Linked DNA regions of Homo sapiens: region 1 is linked to region 2. A link is an interaction called in ENCODE POLR2A ChIA-PET data of the cell type or tissue named here. Cell type or tissue: MCF 10A. All regions are shown on one strand. Each heading gives the region's core, and the rest is flanking DNA. Links, peaks and the distances in the headings are about the cores only.

Region 1 (2,930 bases), core at 232-2,731, 90 kb before region 2:
GATGAAATCTACTCCAGTGAAGATGCTGTGAATACTGATGAAATAATAAGAAAGGATTTAGAATACTACGTCAACTTAGTTGATAAAGCAGTGGTTGGAGAGGATTGACTCCAGTATTGAAAGAAGTTCTACTGTGGGTAAAATGCTAGCAAACAACATCACATGCCACAGAGAAATCGTTCATGAAAGGAAGAGTCTCTCAAGGCAGCAAATTTCATTTTTGTTTTATTTTAAGAAATTGCCACAGCCATCCCAGCCTTCAGCAATCACCACCCTGATCAGTCAGCAGCCATTCACATTGAGGCAAGACCCTCCACCAGAAAAAAGATAACATGCTGAAGACTCAGATGATCATTATCATTTTTTAGCAATAAAGTTTTGGGGGTTTTTTAGAGATGGAGGTCTCTCTATGTTTGCCCAGACTGGCCTGGAACTCCTGGGCTCAAAGGATCCTCCCACCTCAGCCTCCTGAGTGGCTTGGGACTACCGGAATGTACCGACATGCCCAGGTGCAATAAAGTATTTTTAAGTAGGTGTGTTAGTTATTTTTCCAGACATAATGCTACTGCATACTTAATAAACTACAGTAAACATAATGCTTATATGCACTGGGAAACCAAAGTATTTGTGTGACTCACTTTACTGCAATAGTTGCTTTATTGGTTTGGTCTAGAACCTAACCTGGAAAATCTGTGAGGTATGCCTGTTTGTGTGTGTGTGTGTGTATACACTCATGTATTTATTACATATATGTACGTATATACATATTTATTACATTCAAGTGCCTCTTAACCATTAAAATCCCTCAAAACCTGGTGCGGAACCATCAACGAAAATGAAGTCGCTGAAATCCCTGAAGAACACAGAATAGAGGCTGAGGAGGAAGGCTTCAGACAGAAACTTCCTAGGCAAAGCATTTAGTGAGTATACACTGTGTATTTCTCTTAGTGAAAATATCATTGACAACATGAGTCATTGAGATGCCCCCTGCCACACCCTCCATCTCTGCTTGGCAAGGCACGTTTTCAAAACCACGCAAATGTCAGCTTCTATATTAAGCCTTCACTTAGATTTCCCTTGGTAGAGATAGTGGCTCTTTCCTAGAAGTTACTATTATATCTTACATTGTTCCTGGGCTCCAGTCACATTGTAAATTGTTTATTCCTTTACCCTCCAACTTTCACTAGATCAAACTATAGTTTTCATTAGAATCACAGAGAGAACCTATTACATTGTGAATTCTCAAATCCCATCCCCAGAGATTCTGAGTCAGTCTTTTTAGGGTGGGGCCTGAGAATCTGCGTGTTAAACAATCCTCAGCTGTAGCTCATGCCTGTAATCCTAGCACTTTGGGAGGCTGAGGTGGGTGGATTGCCTGAGCTCAGAAGTTTGAGACCAGCCTGAACAACATGGTGAAACCCCATCTCTACTAAAATACAAAAACTTAGCTGGGCGTGGTAGCATGCACCTGTAGTCCCAGCTATTCGGGAGGCTGAAGCAAGAGAATTGCTAGAACCTGGGAGGTGGAGATTGCAGTGAGCCGAGATTGCGCCACTGCACTCCAGCGTGGGGCAACAGAGCAAGACCCTGGCACTGAAAAAAAAAAGTCCTCATAGGTGAATGCAAGACATCATGAAATTTCATTTTAAGAATCACTTTGCTACTTCCCAGCTCCTACAGGGCACAAAATTTGTTGTAACTTATCTTTCATCCTCAGCTGGAACCCTAAACCTAACACAGAATAACAACTTTATTAATAGTTCATCAAAAACACTTCAGACAGTCTAATAAAAAATTAGAAAGTCAAATGCAGTATGACATTTTTGTGTAATTCTCTGAGATAAAAGTAAACTAGTTATAAAAGAAAAAATAGAGCATTTTCGAGTCTGTATCTTGCCTCTCAAAACAAACAAACAAATAAAAGACAAAAACTTTACGGCTGAAGTAAAACATGCAAAAATAACAACAAAAAAAGACACCCCTGCAAACAAACCCATTCCCCAAAATGGAATCTGAAATTCCTACCCAGATTTTAAAATGTGATGAATTATAGAAAGAGCACTGAAAATTTGAATTGTTTTTGGTGGAGGTAAAAGTAAATAAATAGTCATTTTACAATATACGTCTTCCAACTTCAAAGAATTGAGAACTATTTTTCTTAAGCTACAAAATTATCTTCCTTCCTAAAGAAGAAAACAACTATTTCATGGACATTTTATATTAGGGAGGATTCTTCCTCCTTCTACAGTTATCACACATAATTCTTTGTCTTGTCACATTTTTTATTAAACCAGGTTTCCAAATGTCCCAATCCTTTGTTTCCTTCTGATAGAACTGAACCTGTTTTTAAATTCCTGTGTCTCATTTATTTACTTATACTCCACTCATTCCACTAAGGAATTGAGGTGATTTGCTCTTGTATCAAATAGACAGCTTTCTGGAGTGGATCAAATGGACAGTGTCTACACTGCTCATTATGACAAGTCATTCTTGTTAGTGAGAGACAGGAAACTATTAAGATTACCTTAAAATATATAGCATCTCATAGTCCAAATAAAAAAAGGCAATAACAGAAAATGGACTTTTTGTGTGAAACACATTTTCCCTATTTAGGAAGCCATTCTCAGACACAGGTCCATGATAGATTCACTTGGGCAATGCTTTGTATAGTCTATCATTTTTACTGTTTATTGTTAAAGTTATTGAAATTGATTATAAGATGGAAAGTGTAATAAAGAGAAGTTAGGAGAAATACATTCTTATTTCTCTTGTTTCCATAACAAAAACCAAGAAGTAAATCAAATCATACTTTACATTCTTTAAACTAGTCATATTAGGTTGAAAAAAAAGAATAATAAATGTAACTTTAAATCTCAACCTAAGAGAGGTAATGGCCTCCCTACCATTCTACAAAGGAGAGACTAGACTCT
Region 2 (2,930 bases), core at 165-2,664:
TCAAAATTGTTCTCACTCTCCTTCAATCTTCCAGCCTCAGACAATGAGATTATATATACACATACAATCATCCACTGAGACAATTGGGTTACATATACCAGTTTTATACTTCCTCTAGGGCTTTCTAGCATTGCTTGAAATCTAATAGGAACGGAATATTATGAAGGAAAATGAGTCTGTACAGTCCACTTCAGACTTAATTTCATGCAATGTATTTAAAATACTCCTATAATTTACTTGAATACCTATGCCCACTATATAATAAAGAGAATGAGTAGTATGTATCAATAAAGAAACAGAAAAGGAATTGGTGCCCCCAGCCCTGACCCCTAGTGGAGTCAACAAACTGCATGGCAAATTATTACTATTTCTCCACCCCTGCATGGTCAATCTCACATTGAATAAATTTTCTCTAATATATATTACAAAACATCAGGCATATCAACCTGGTTTCTTAAATAAAATTGGCACCATAGCCTATAGAATGTAGCCTGATATTCAAGGTCAGCTCCACACACCCCCATACATAGTCCCAATCTTTTCCTACCATATCTCTCAGCACTTGCTTATAAAAACTCTCCACTCCAGCCAGCCTAGTATACTCCCCATTCCCCTGCATATTCTCATTTCTCTTATATCAGGCCATCTGGAAAGTAAATGGAATGTCATCCCCAATAAAACAATTTGAACAACAAAGTAAAATACTATTGGCTTATAACCAAAAAAAAAAAAAAATCTGAGTCCATACTGATATAAATAAATGATTAAATAAACAAATAAAAGAACAGACTAATCTCCCAATTAGAATAATTCCCAATAATTTATGTAAATACTCCATCCTCAAAGAAGTAAACATAATTACCCATTCTTTAAGTGTGAGCTGCACACAGTGACTTACTTTGAAAGAGTACAGTATTAAAAAGGGGGAAAAGACAGTAACTTCACAGTAGAGAAACCTAATGAACACTACCTCAACTGGATGATGACTATCATCTACAGTGATTAGTCATTTTGATATTATGTACTCGATATAATATGATAAAAATAGTACTTAACCTGTGTTAAGTCAATAATACTATTGACCCTCTGACAATATGTCAGAAGGAGGATCATCTGCTTTGGGCGATCCTGATTCATCAAGCCATGATGATGCTGATGGCTGGATGTCAAGGAGCAAAGGACATCAATGACTAACAGGCGAGTAGCTTCTACAGCGTGGATACACTGGACAAAGGGATGATTCACATCCTGGGCAAGATGGAGCTGGAAGGAATGAGATTTCACCCTGCTACTCAGATCAGCGTGAGATTTAAAACTTAACAAATTGTTTATTTCTGGTATTTTCTATTCAATATCTTAGAACTGTGATTGACTGTGGGTAACGGAAACTGCAGAAAGCAAAAGTGTGACTAAGGCGACTACTGTATTTGAAATAGAGGAAACTGGTTATATGAGTGATTAAAAGGATAAAACGCAAATTGAGGCAGCCTGCGATAAGCAAAAGCAGAAAGCCAGTGCAATGCCACCCCCTAATCTGGAAGGCCAAGAGAAGAGGCAGTGTTACTGGAGCCTGGAGAGTGGCATCACTTCATAGAAGCCAGAACCACAGGCAGAGTCTAGAGGAGCCACAGACTTCTTAAGAGTTGTTGCCTAAGGCAGAGAGGGATTGAGAGAAATACAAGGGCTTCTTCCTTCCTCTTGACTTTTAGCCTACCACTTCCATTCAAAAACCAAGAGTATCTACTGTCCTGTAACACAGGCCAAGCAGAGAAAAGGTGGGGAATGAATCTATTCAGTCAGGTCTACACAATAAGCTACCACTTTAGGACTATTTCTAGCTTGATGTACAGTTAGGTCTGGGCAGAGCCAGCAGATTGATTAGTTCTTTTTATTTGGAATTTTCAAAATGTTTTTTATAAGCACTTTCTGTGGTGAACATGAATGCTCATTCCCATCTTATAAATGGAAGGTTGAAATAGGGAGAGCTGTTTGTATGAAATCTCAAAGGTCAGTGACAGAGCTGGGGAAAGGATGAGTATTTGTTTAAGTTGCAGCATTATTTTCTGTTGTTTCATTTTTTTTCTCCATTTTAATTATGCACAGGGTCACTGAAAGAGTTGAAACTAAAACTGGAAGCATAGTACCTTGTCCAATTAAACTACCAAACTTAGCTTTGGAATAGAGTGGTTTGATTGTTTCCTATAAGGCCAAGATTTGCTCTGAACAAAGCTATAGGTCCACACATTCTAACAAAGAAAACAAATAAAAAATACAAACAGAGTAGTTAACATTTTATAGTTTCTGCTAATGTTATGTTACTTTGGAGGCAGGCAGCCCAGACTCAAATGAAAACATACCAGAGTAGGAAAGTAGAAAAAAGAAACAAACATTTAACAATTTTAAGAATATGCCTTATCTTTTTGAGAGTCTTATGCCATCTTAAAGGGTATTTATATTACCAAAAGGCCCCTAGAAATTGAGTAGACCCAAGGAAACACCACAGCCTCTCACTCTATGTCTTGTGTTCTGGGTCAATTAGATTCTGCTTGTTTCTGTGATACTCTGAGAATCCAGAGTATCTTTAATTTGGGTTGAAACAGCAGATATCAGACTACTATTCTTATCTGCAGCCACCCTGCTTTCTGATCTCCTTGAGACCCAGGGCAGCGAGACCCAGAGCAGCAAACACAGGGGAATGTGATTGTCTTCAAGGACATTGGGACATTGTAAATTCATGGTAGAGCTTTGAAAAGCTATTAAATTCCTAGGGTGCTAAACCAGGAGGTAGGGAGTAACAGTGGTGGTAACAAGAATAACTCTTAGGAAGATAGGGAGCATGTTTTACGCTTCCAAAATGCTCTTCTTGAGGCAATATGTATCTATGTCTGAAAGAATTTTAAATGAAATTAACAATGATTATAGCTTGTTAT

What was found. Peaks named below come from ENCODE experiments on the same cell type or tissue, not always from the same donor. Only the 100,000 strongest peaks of a DNase experiment are listed, where the experiment ranks them.
Region 1: POLR2A ChIA-PET joins it to region 2 with 5 read pairs; 4 of 35 experiments call an interaction of 5 or more read pairs at or near these places.

Annotation. Positions count from the first base shown.
Region 1 is chr7:26,868,032-26,870,961 of GRCh38, forward strand. No RefSeq gene overlaps it. Among named protein-coding and RNA genes, the nearest start is that of SKAP2, 4.9 kb to the left of the region's middle. In MCF 10A, for the core only: no CTCF peak of the experiment used is centred there; a DNase peak (open chromatin) is centred at 1,280.
Region 2 is chr7:26,957,881-26,960,810 of GRCh38, forward strand. No RefSeq gene overlaps it. Among named protein-coding and RNA genes, the nearest start is that of SKAP2, 95 kb to the left of the region's middle. In MCF 10A, for the core only: no CTCF peak of the experiment used is centred there; a DNase peak (open chromatin) is centred at 1,191.